Regions from separate parts of the Homo sapiens genome. Here region 1 is linked to region 2. The links are chromatin contacts, found by Hi-C or POLR2A ChIA-PET in ENCODE. All regions are on one chromosome and are shown on one strand. Each heading gives the region's core, a stretch centred on a gene start or an enhancer-like site at or near the end of the contact. The rest is flanking DNA. Distances are from core to core; before and after follow the strand shown. Region 1 overlaps EPHB1 (EPH receptor B1). Region 2 holds the start of EPHB1 (EPH receptor B1).

Region 1 (5,813 bases), core at 2,587-5,086, 430 kb after region 2:
TGCTTGCCACTGACAGATGTCACAGAGCTTAGGCCCTTCCCTGGGCTTCTCCTGACTTGTGGTTAAGGATTCTCTTCTGAGCCATCTGAGTTCCTGTGATGCCATCAAAATGAGTAAGTTCTCTAACCTTGGGAGACCATGGCATTAGAGAAAATGGAAATTGTTTGCGAGGCTCGCAGTTCATTAGCCTCATATAAAATGAATTTGGAACCCTCTGAAAAGAGGAGTTTGGGGGCTTCAGCTGAAGGTACTGCTATGACTCTCAAGATTCCATAAAACTCTGGAACTGAAGCCCCACAGTTCTTGGCAGAGCTTTCAGACTGTGGCAAGTTTAGGAAGGCCACACCTCAGGTGAGTGGGGATGATGATAGTGGCCACCAAGAGCCACAGGGAAAGGGTCCAGTCCCAGGTTGGAGGAGGGGAAACTGAGGTGACTCTGCCTCCCACTCTGACAAGCCCAGCTGCCCTTGGGACAGCCATACTGTAAACCGTAGGCCCAAGCAGGACAGGCAGGGAAGCAAAGACCAGGGTTCTAGACCCACCAGGCTGGGTGAAAGTTAGGTCTGGGAATGTGGGAGCAACTCCAAGGGCTGGTTTTCTAAGGAATGGGAAAATGGAAAGTAAATCTTAAAGTAGATCAAACAATAAAGAGATTAGTCAGTGGGGAAAGAACAGGTAAGATGCAAGCAGCATTTGCTAAAGCCTAAATCTAGCTGGGGAACCCCAGCTTACCCCCAAGTGGGGTTTCTGTAGTGCAGGCCTAGGCAGGCCAACGGCATCAGTGGCCTCAAGAATGAGGATTGGGGACAGCTGTGGGCAGCTTGGCCCATGGTCCAGCCTACACTACGGCTTGCATGCTGCTCTTGCAACCTGTGCCCTGTCTCATGGCAGTTTCCTCCCACATCCTGCTCAGTAGCTCTTCAAAGCCTTTGCCACACTCCTTATGTCCCTGCCCTACCGCGGCACTCTTCTGTCCCAGCAGCTGGCCTGGCTTCCTCTTTTATCACAGTACCTCTGAGCTTTCATGTGCTGCTCAGTAACAGTTTGTGGAATGAATTAAGAAATTCACGAACGAGTGACAGACATGCCCCTGGAGATCTGAGATATCAAGGAGAATGGTCAGTGTAGAATGGGGCAGGAGCCCGAGTACTCAGGGAGCAGTATGGCTGCCCCCAGGCAGCTGGGTTCTTCACAGTAGGAAGAGACCTTTCAGTTTCTGCTCTTCCAACCCTGAATTCGACTCTTTCCCTGTGGCTCTGCACGGCTGTGATAACCAGCCCCATTCACCTACTTTTGGCCTTCAAAACCTTCTACTTTCTTCCCCTACACCTGGGGGAGGAATAATCCCAGAACATGCAGGAGAAGGGGCTTATTGGTCCAACTTGGAAGGTTGTTGGCCTATCTGAAGAAAGAAATCTCTAGAATGCCATATTTTTTAAATGTTATTATGGCTTTATTTAAAAACCGATCCATCATTTTCTTAACACAGTCATTAAGGAAAAAAAAAAAGAAATCATGTCCTTTGCAGCAACATAGACGGAGCTGGATGATATAGTCCTAAGTGAATTAATGCAGGAAAGGAAAACCAAATACCACCTGTTCTCACTTCTAAGTGGGAGCAAAACATTGAGCACACATGAACACAAAGATGAGAATAATAGACACTGCAGACTACTGAAGGGTGGGGGACCAGGGAGACATGGATTGAAAAATCCACTATTCAGTACCATGCTCACTATTTGGGTCCAATATACCCATGTAATAATCTTACACATGTACACCTAAAATAAAATCATCTAAAATAAAATCTGAAATTTAAAAACAAATGAAGTGCTTCAAAACATCAAAAAATAAAAATATGTTTAAAGTAAAAAGTGAGTCTTACACATGTACCCCTAAAATGAAACCATCTAAAATAAAATCTGCAATTTAAAAATAAACAAAATGCTTCATAACATTAAAAAATAAAAATGTGTTCAAAGTAAAAAGTGAAACTGACTCCCCCTTCCAAATTCCCAGAAATTACTATCATTCATAGTTTGGTGTGCTTTCTTCTCCTCTTTACTGTGTGTGTGTGTATGCATATGTGTATTTTTTGTGTATACATTTTACTCTCAAAAAAATGGTCTCATACCATACATAATGATCTACTCATAGGCTGCTTGCTTTGTTACTTAATGACTTATCCTGAATATTACCTTTCCCCTTCAGCGCCTCACTTCATGCCTTTGGAGACAAGCTCTTTTTAAATGGTCATCTAGGTGGCTTCTGATGCTATGTTATTTCAAACAACATTTCAGTGAAAATTCTTATATAGACATGTCTGTGCACTCGTATGTATATTTCTATAAAATAAATTTCAAGAAGATAAATTTCTAGATCAAAGAATTTGCACATTAATTTTAAAAAAATAATGTCAAACTTAAAGAAAGTTCCCAGAATAAGAATAATACAGACAACACTCATATAACATTTGCCCGGATTCTTTACCTACTGTTATCATTTGACCCCATTTCTTTATTATTTGCTCTCTTCCTTTCTCTCTTTCTCTCTCTGTAAAATATTTTTTCTGAACTCTTGGAAGATACGTTACATACATCATCGCTCTTTATTCTTAGACTCTTCGTGTGTATTTCCGTATTTCCTAAGAATAGGGAGGGATATTCTCTTACATAACTATAGTACAGTTATCAACTTTAGTAATTTAACATGGATAAAATACTTTTAACTAGTCTACTATCTATATTCTAATTTTGTCAATTGACCCAAAAAGTATCTTTTTTAGCCTTTTTTTCGCTCTAGTACAGGATCCAGTCTAGCTTCTGAGACTGCATTTAGTTATCATGTTCATTTAATATCTTTTAATCAGGAAAATTTTCACAATACTTTTTAAATTTTTAAAGGATACCTTTCAAATATTGTGTAATAGACTCTTCCTCATTTTGAGTTTGTCTGATGTCCCTTCATGCTTAGATTCGGGTTATTTATGTGTTGCCTAAGTGACAGTGTGCCCTTCTTAGGGTATTGCTTCTGGAGGCACGTGATGTTTGCCTGTCCTTTGTGTGATGTTAACTTGTATATTTTAAATTTTGGTAGCTGTTTATTCCCCCAAAGCCTTTTGCCAATTTATATTCTTGCATAGCTTACGAGATTTGCCCATTTTCACATCCTCTTCCTCACACAGAGAGTCATCAGTCTTAGTCCCAGTGTAAATGTGCTTATTCATGCTTTATTTAAAAAACAAAGCATCAATGTTTTTTCCCATTTTACTCTGAGGCACTTTAATATTCTTAATATTCTTATCTCTCAACCAACGTTTCTCAACCATCAAAGATGTAGTAAACTGACATGCTCTTTTATATCCCAGAGCTCACTGAGAGTCGGGCAGTCTGAGGGGTGACAGCGTGGGTGGGGTGGGACCCTTGGCTGACAGGGACTCCATGCTCTGGGAAAGTAAAACACAAGCCAATCCTTTTGTTTTTCCTTTGGGAGATTTTTATCTGCCCTCCATATGCAAGGACACACTTCTCCATGTATCTTCTTTCCTTCTTTCCTGTCATCCAATATGAGGAAAAGGCAGCATGGGATCTGGAATGGGAGGTTTCAAGAGCACCCCCCCACTTTTTACCAGGTGTGGACCCCTGGTCACCCTCCTCTCCTGTCCAGTTCCCAGTGCCTGTTAAAAGAGACTCAGAATACTTGGTTTCATCCCCAGTATAGAAGATACACAGGAAGGAGCTGCCCTCCCAATACAGCCTTTGAAGCAGACTCTGCCCCTCCTTGGCCATCCCTCACCACCACCAGAGGAGGGCAGACAGCCCAGAGAGCAGGGCTCATGCAGGGAGGCAGGTGGAGCAGCTCCGTCAGCACTGGCACACTCTGCCAGCATTAGCTAACAGCTCCTCATACGCCCCTCTGAGATAATTAAGTATTATTATCCCTATTGGCAGGTGGAGACGGTAAGACAGAGTGTTTAAGTGACTTAGTTGTAACTGCTGGGATTGTTTGCGGGAGAAACCATGCCAAGAAGGAAGTGCAGTTCAGGAGGCCAGAATTGCTTAAGCTATTTAATGTGACTGATTATTTTTAAATAGCTGTTGGAGGGCGGGGGCAGGAAGAGAGACTAGAAGCATGGCCAGTGGACACTGGTAAGGCATTCAAACATTGCAATGAAAAGAAGGAATATACCTAGTGTGTCTCTTAAAACGGGTTGCCATAGACAGTCTGTCAGCTGCTTACCCCACATGAAGAGGAGAAAAAATAATTGAAGGCCATGATAAGGACAATAGAAAACACCCCACAGCCTTCCCACAGAGTTGTACAGAGGTCTCCAAGTTGGCTAAGCAGGGGCCAGTCTCCATCTGAGAGCCCCAACCTTCTCCAGAGACAGAGCATCCACTGGAATCAGCAGCCCCACCAGTAGCCACTCGATGTCAGAAGGACTTGCCAGCTGTATTGCCTGCCGTAGCAAGTGCAGCTTCACCTCAGAGCAGCAGGAAGCCCATGTAGCCTCCATGCACAGGGCAGGGACAGAATGGGAGAAGAGTCTGGGTGACCAAGGGTTGTTGGGGAGACACATGCGAAAGGTGGAATGGCATCATGGCCTACTGATGGATGGAAACCCTGGAGACATGGGGAAAGGCCCAGGGGTCACTGGTGTGGCAAACAGACTGGCTGACAGAGAGGAAGCTGTGGTCTCTTAGGATGAGCCTGGGGCTGAGGGTGGGCAGCAGTGAGGCATGGGTGCAGAGAGGCTCTGGGAAAAAGTACAGTTCCTGCCATTGTCAGAGAAGCAATGGATGAAACACTGGACGTGGCCTGGAAACAGAAGGGGAGATAGTGGGGTGGCCTCTGAGCCTCCTCCTGAACCCTTCTTGCCCCCTGTTCCATGGTCCTCCATGCCAGCCTGTCACCCAGAGGGCCTAGAGGCTCATTGTCCCCTCCCCACCTGCCTTGGAGGAGGGCATTTTTGTTTCAGCAGCAGGGCAAGTCCAGCCCTGCTTACTACATTCCTGATGGGATGCTGGCTCTCTCTGTTCATTATCAGTACCCCACCATCTAGGAGAGCAAAGTGTCTAGAGAAGCTAAAGCCCTTTGGGGTGAGTCCAGTTGCTCTTTCTCCAGAGCACTCACTTCAGGAACACTGATAGCAGGACCCAGGCTTCAGGGACTAAACAAGGAGAGAACACACCTGCACCATTATTTTTTATTTTTATTAGCAAGATCTAAATTAGGGTAATTTAATTTAAATTTTTAAAATAATTTTGGCTTTTACTTTAGATACACGAGGTACATGTGTAGGATTGTTACATGGGTGTATTGGACCCAAGTAGTGAGCATAGAACCCAATAAGTAGTTTTTCAACCCATGCCTCCCTCCCTCCCTCTCACCTCTAGTAGTCTGCGGTGTCTGTTGTTCCCATATTTATGTCTATGTGTGCTCCATGTTTAGCTCCCATTTATAAGTGAGAATGTGTGATATTTGGTTTTCTGCTCCTGCACTAATTCATTTAGGATTCTGGCCTCCAGCTCCATTCATGTTACCACAAAGGACATCATTTCTTTCTTTTCTATGGCTGCATAGTATTCCATGGTGTACATGTACCACATTTTCTTTATTCGACCCACCATTGATGAGCACCTAATGTTGATTCCATGTCTTTGCTGTCATGAATAGCGAGGCGATGAACATAGGATCTGCACCACTAAAGACCTGACTACCCCTGCGGGATTCCCTGGACAGTGTCCTCCTCAGGGCAGAAGGGATGCTGTTTCTTTGCCCTTTATTGTCCCTGGCCTGGCTCAGAGAGGGGC
Region 2 (5,800 bases), core at 1,407-3,906:
CCTGGGAGAGGTGGGATTTGGGTAGGAATAGAGGTCAGGAAATTCAATTCAACTCATTTTAGTTGTGCAAGTAAACATCCAGTACAGTGTTTGTGGCGGAAGGTGCTCAGTAAACAGAAGGTCTTCCCAGCATGTCTAACTAGCCGCTGTCACTCTCTTGCTGCTTCCTGCTTTGTGATTCTTCAGAGCTCTCCTCAGCACCTGACATGCCACTGCCTATTTGCTTATTATTGCCGCCCTTCCAGGACATGGTAAGACCCCTCAGAGAAGGGCTGTCTACTGTGTTCCCACAGCTAGAACAGGGCCTGCCTGAATACGTGGGTGAGCACATGACTGGCCTGGGTGTGGTTGTGGAGATGGCAAGAGGATACCCTAGGCCCAGAGAAAGACCAGCAGGGCCTGGGCTGAGAAGGCAGGTTTCAGAGAGCTTACAAAGCAGTCTGAATGTCATGCTAGAGTGGTCAGTCTCTCTTCAGCAGACAGTGAGGAGCCACTAGGTTGCTATGCAGGGAAGAGACAAGATCAAGGTTGGCTTGAGAAGGATGAGTTTGGCAGCAGAGTTTGGAGGGATTAAGGGGAGGGAGGGAAGCTGGACTGTCATTCAGAGACTCTCCAGTTGTCCAGGGGAAGGTAGTATGGGTTTACACTGGGTCAGATGCACAGGCATAGGACAAGGGCATAAGGAGGAGGACATGGCAGAGCCGGGGCTTTGCCAGACATGCCTACCAAGTGACTGTGATATAGTGAAAGGGGGAGGGAAGAGTGTGAAACTCACCCATCCATCCATCCACCTGTCCATCCATGAGGGGATGGCTGGGGGTAAAAAAGCAAGTGAAGCTGCCAAGGAGTTGCCCATGTACCCCAGGAGGACGAACTCCAAGGATGGAGTTTGGGGGATACCTCTCTTGAAAGCTGAAGAGGTAACAGAGGGAACAGTAAGAAGTGGCAAGACGGGTAGGAGGAGAAGCAGGACCATGGAAACTGGGGCCAGAGCCCCAAAAGATCTACTGGACACCAATGTCAGCAGGTGCTGACGGTGCAGGAGGATGACAGCTAACTAGGAGCAGGTTGTTGCCCAGGGTGACATCAGGTGGCTCCAGGGACATCACGACACAGCTGGTGGTGTGGAGGCGTAGAGGGCAGCTAACATGGCATTAAGGTGGATGATGAGAAGGTGGAGGTTGATGACATCTTCCCTTCAGGCACAGAGGTGGGGTAGGAGGGAGGGGAGGGGAGGAGGAAGGCAGCCTGAGTCAGAGCCAGGGAAGGAAAGAATTGTCAGGATTGGGGGACTTGAGTCTGGCTGTGGTGGAGAGGAAGAAGTCCCAGCAAAGGAGAGACTAGACACGCAGAGGTGGGGGGTGTGGGGAACTGATTTAGAAAAGCCCAGAAAGGAGAGTCATCCCAAAGGGAAATATCGCATCTGCCCACTGTTAGCTCATTAACAGACCAGGGGAAAGGATTGGTGCCTCCAAGGTGAGAGGCGTAGGAGGAGGGGTGGGGAACCTAACGGGTCATCCCTGACCCTGTAGGACCAGACTATCATCAGGTATGTAGGGGGGGCGGGAGAGGAGGGAAGGACACATCTCCAGCATAACATATAACAGCCTCAAGGTGAGTTTCTGATTTAGAACCCTTGACCATCTCCAGAAACAGGAAGATAAAGTGTAGCTGTGAGAGCTGAGCCTGGGAGAATTGCTCCTATCTCCAAGGCTGCATCCCCAGTTGCTGCCTAAGTCCTTCCCACCCACACTGAAGGCCTGGCCCACAGCAACAGTGCACCTCGCCTTGCACCGGCCTGGGAGAGCCCTCTTGCAGGCTTTGCTGTTTTATAGCTGACTGTGTGACTCCTGGTCTCCCCACGCTGAGCTGTCCTCTGGGGTCAGGGCCCTCTGTGGAAGTTCACAATGCACTGGGAAGTGAACACCAAAGGCAACCAGAGGCTTCTGCAGAAAAAGAACTGCGAAACGTTGGACAGGAAGCAAATCCGGTTCCCTGTGGACCCTGGAGCAAGTGCCCACAGGTTATCTGAACAGTATTCATTCTTTCGACGGACATGTACTATGCCTCCCGCAGGCCAGGCACTGTTCTGTGAACTGTGGATTCTGTAGTGAACAAAATAGACAAGAATCCGAAAATGGTGACCCCATTTTAATGAGGGAGAGACCCCACGATAAACAAAATCGATTAGTAAATACCAACCCATGCTAGAGAGTGAAGAGCTCTGGAGGAGAGGCACGGGTGCGCCCCTGGAGTTGCTCTAAACAGGGTAGGCAGGGTGCTCTTGTCACAGAGAAGATGAACGAAGGCTCGTTTGATCATTTAAAGCGGATCCAGTCCTGGGTGGGATGTAAGGGCACGAGGCCTCCCCAGCTCCTTCGCTGGGCACCCTATGGGGGGACAGGGTGAGTTGGGCGGGCCGCTGCGGTTCTCCGAGAGCACCACGAGGGGGAGCCCGGACCCCTCCTAGCGCCTTCCGAGCCCTCCCGCACAGCCTTGCAAGCAAAAGTTTTTCTTAAACTAACAATGCCAGTGTAAGGAGGTGCTCGCGCCTGATTGGCCGGGGGAATTTTGCAGGTTTGATTCCTTGATTGGACAGGAGGTGTTAGGGGTGGGGAGAGAGCTGATGGTGGGGGATCCCGCTCCCTCCCGCGTCAGTCTGGCCGGCTCCGTCCTCCCGTAGGCTCCGCTGTAGCTAGCAATGTGACACCAGGACGCACTCGCTCTCGCGCGCTCTCCCAGGCTCGTTCTCCCTCGCCCTCTCTCTCTCACACACGCACGCACACACCCACCTCTCCCATAAACACACACACACACATGCACACCCACACCCACGCGCGCCCGCACCGCCCCACGCGCACACACTCCTGCCCACGCCCACGCAGCGCTCCGGGAAGTCCGGTCCGGGCGAGAGCGCGAAAGGATACCGAGAAGCCACCCGCGGAGAGCGCAGCGGCGCCCTGGGACGCGGCGCTCTCCCGGCGCTGCTGCCTCGGCTTGGTCTCGGCCTGCGGGCCGTCGGCCGGCGATGGCCCTGGATTATCTACTACTGCTCCTCCTGGCATCCGCAGTGGCTGCGATGGAAGGTAACGTACCCTCCACGGAGCAAGTTGGCTGCTGGTGCCGGCCGCCTTGGGACTGCTGTGCTCCGCGGTTCGCGGGGTTCCTCTGGCTGCTTTGCGGTGCAGGCATCCCGGGACCCGAGGGCAAGGAGGTTTGGGAGCCTCGGCCGCTGCCGAGCGCGGGGCTTGGGCGGCACCCACCAGAGCGCCCCCGGCTGGCTCTTAGCGCCCGAAACTGGCTCGCGAGTCCCCCGGCTTCCTCGCCCCGGCACTCCCTGGTAGCCTCGGTCTCCCGCAGCCCCCGCTCGGAGAGCTCGGAGCCCGCTGCATTGCGGTGCATGCTCCTTAGCTCTGGGGCAGAGCCAGAGCTGGGCGTTGGGGAGAAAGGGGTGCCTCTGGCCATCCGGCTCCTGGAGTACTGGCGCCCGTCTGCTCCCAGGCACGGATACGCTTCTGAGCAGCCGCGCGCCACCTCCTTTTCTCCAGCTCGCAGTCCACGGGCTAGTGGACTCTGCTTGGCGTGCAAGCACTGCGCGCGGGGGCCGGAGAAGCTCTGCCGTGGTATCCCGCAAGTGGCCGCCGAAGGAGAGGGGTGGAGTTCATTGGCCGTACCCTTGGGGACCAGTCTGGTGGTCCGGGCGCCTGCGGGACTGCAGGTTTCCAGGGTCAGTCGGGGAGAGGTGGAAACCCTTTTCGCCTCTTGAGCCTTGGAACAGGAGTGGGCTGGGGTGAGTGGTCGGTCCTACCTAAAGTCTCCCAGCCTCTCCACCACCCCGGAGAGGATACTCGGCGGCCGGGAGTCGTCGGGCAGCGTCACTCTCTGCCAGCTCAGACTTGGCGGTGCCTCCGGCTTGGTGGCTGGGAAAGCGCGCTCCAAAGACACCGTGCCCGGCGCAGCGGGGAGCCTGGGCGCTCGGTAGCGCTCGCGAATCCCTGTGGGAAATCCCGGCCCAGCTCCCCGCCTCCCGCCCCTTCCCCCGCCTCTGTTCTTCGCAGCCTAGCAGCGGCCGCGGCAGCCTCCTGGGAACACAGCTCCGCGGGAGAGCGGAGTTGGAGTTGTCGGGAGAAAACCAACTCTAGGGGTGATGCGCTGCCGCAGTCCGGCTAGCAGCCCCACTTTCCGGTGTCCTGCTCCGGATGGAACTCCTCTGGGGGACTCCAAGCCGGGGAGGAGCAGCTCTTGGCGACCGCGCAGCGTTCCCATCTGGGAGCTCGCTCCGCTTGTTACTCGTTCCTCGCGAAACTGTGACCGGTTGCCCAGTGGAAACTCCCCCAAACACGATGGTTTGGTGCCCCCCGCCATTCCGGAAAGCTCTGCCCTTCTGGAAGTGAAGCTGGAGGGGCATTCCGGGCCCTGAGGCGCGGCTAAGATTCCCTTCCCTTTTGGCGAAGACCACCGCATCCCACGTTTGTTCTGGTGGCGGCGTGGGGGTGCGGCGATTAATGCCTAGAAAGCTCTCGCTTGCTTTTCCGAAGGTGGCTTTTTGTCTGCCCTCAGTCTCCTGCTTCCCTCAGGGACTGCTGGGCTTTGTAGGGAGGGGAGCAAGGAGGGGTTTGCTTTTTGGAACGTGCAGGAGAAGACTGGAGCCGTGTGGAGTGCCGTCAACACCCTGGCGCAGGGATGCCTGGGTTTGACTTATTGAGAGACACGTGTGGGAGCAGTTGAAATTGGAAATTCAAGGGGATATATACCCCCAAACCGGGCAGGAAAGCCAGGGTGAGCGCATTTGCAAGGGCAATTCCAGACTGGACTTGCAGCATTGGGGTGGCGTCATGCAGGTCCGAGGCTCGGTCCGGCCCGCGGCTCTTTGCGCCCCCAGAGGTTCAGTGGCCGGGTCTCAGAGGAGATGGGTGCCCACTTTGGGGAGCGTGCTCTCGGCATTGGGTTCCTGTGCATGCAAGCGAAGTAGTTTGGAGAGCAAACGTATGGAAACACAGCAGGCATGAGGACGTGGTCAGTTTCCTCCCTGCCCCTCTTCTTGGCTAGCCAGAGGTCCCTGTCTGCTTGCCGGAAGCTGCCCGCGGGTGCCATTGTGTCAGAGCCCAGGCCTTCCGGAGCCACTTACCCCCGGTGCGGTGGCTTCCCTTGCTGCAGCCTGGAAACTTTGCCAGTGGCCTGACAGGAAGGAGCCTGACTCTGTGGGCTGAAAATCTCTCCAGCAAGGGTTAAAAGAAACGCGACATTCAGCAGAATATTAAAGCAGCCCCCTGGTCCCTACTCAGTACGCAGGGATATTACACACCATTCACTCCCTCCTCTCCTAGAATGAACACAGGCAGGCTCATTTTCTACTCTCTACACACGGAGCCGCCTTCCCGCCTGCCTAGCTGGGTTGGGGCCAGCGTTATTTGGTTCGTGATGAGTGAGTAATAGTGATCAGAAAGTGGATCAATGAGCTGCCTACGGAGAGCAGGTCCCTCCCAAACTCGGCTGTGGTCAGGGGGCGCCTCTCCCTGCTGATTTCAGACTCTCATGTGTCTGTCTGCTTTCCCCTGGGGTCTGCGGTGGAATTTCAGTGAGGCATTGCCATCCAGGGCAAATTGCTCTGAGGCCAGGCGGGCCCTCAGCCCAGGCCAGGGCAGGGACAAAGGGACAGTGACAATCATGGGCCAGGTAAGGAGATGTGGCCAGAGGAAGGCAGGGCCCTAAGACACCCCCTGCCTGGGTGGAAGGAGGGAGGACAGGGTCTGGTTGTTGGCCAGAGGGGCAGAGGAGGGGAGGGGAGGGGGCTCAAATT

What was found. Hi-C counts contacts between places; a loop is a spot of excess contacts on that map. ChIA-PET counts read pairs that join two places held with the same protein, here RNA polymerase II (POLR2A). Pooled maps may share reads with other maps.
Region 1: a loop to region 2 is called in a map of gastrocnemius medialis, with 2.8 times the contacts of the local background. The contact joins the enhancer-like site here to the promoter of EPHB1 in region 2. A Hi-C loop is called at or near these places in 7 of 168 maps with a recorded cell type or tissue (Panc1, dorsolateral prefrontal cortex, gastrocnemius medialis and 1 more), 4 of 37 single-sample maps with no recorded cell type and 8 of 50 pooled maps. POLR2A ChIA-PET finds 5 or more read pairs at or near these places in 3 of 52 experiments (WTC11 and activated CD4-positive, alpha-beta T cell).

The regions. Positions count from the first base shown.
Region 1 is chr3:135,225,340-135,231,152 of GRCh38, forward strand. The region is part of intron 12 of EPHB1 (EPH receptor B1); the gene reads left to right. Among named protein-coding and RNA genes, the nearest start is that of EPHB1, 430 kb to the left of the region's middle. RefSeq lists an enhancer at 880-1,079. Within about 2 kb of position 3,837, at least 4 of the 41 ENCODE cell types and tissues checked have a DNase peak (open chromatin) inside an H3K27ac peak, as active enhancers do; they include gastrocnemius medialis, where a contact is called at or near this core.
Region 2 is chr3:134,792,604-134,798,403 of GRCh38, forward strand. EPHB1 (EPH receptor B1) reads left to right here and starts at 2,657. Exons shown (of 16, transcript NM_004441.5): 1 at 2,657-3,086. The coding sequence starts at 3,029. RefSeq lists enhancers at 2,173-2,382, 2,444-2,738, 2,783-2,832, 2,843-3,032.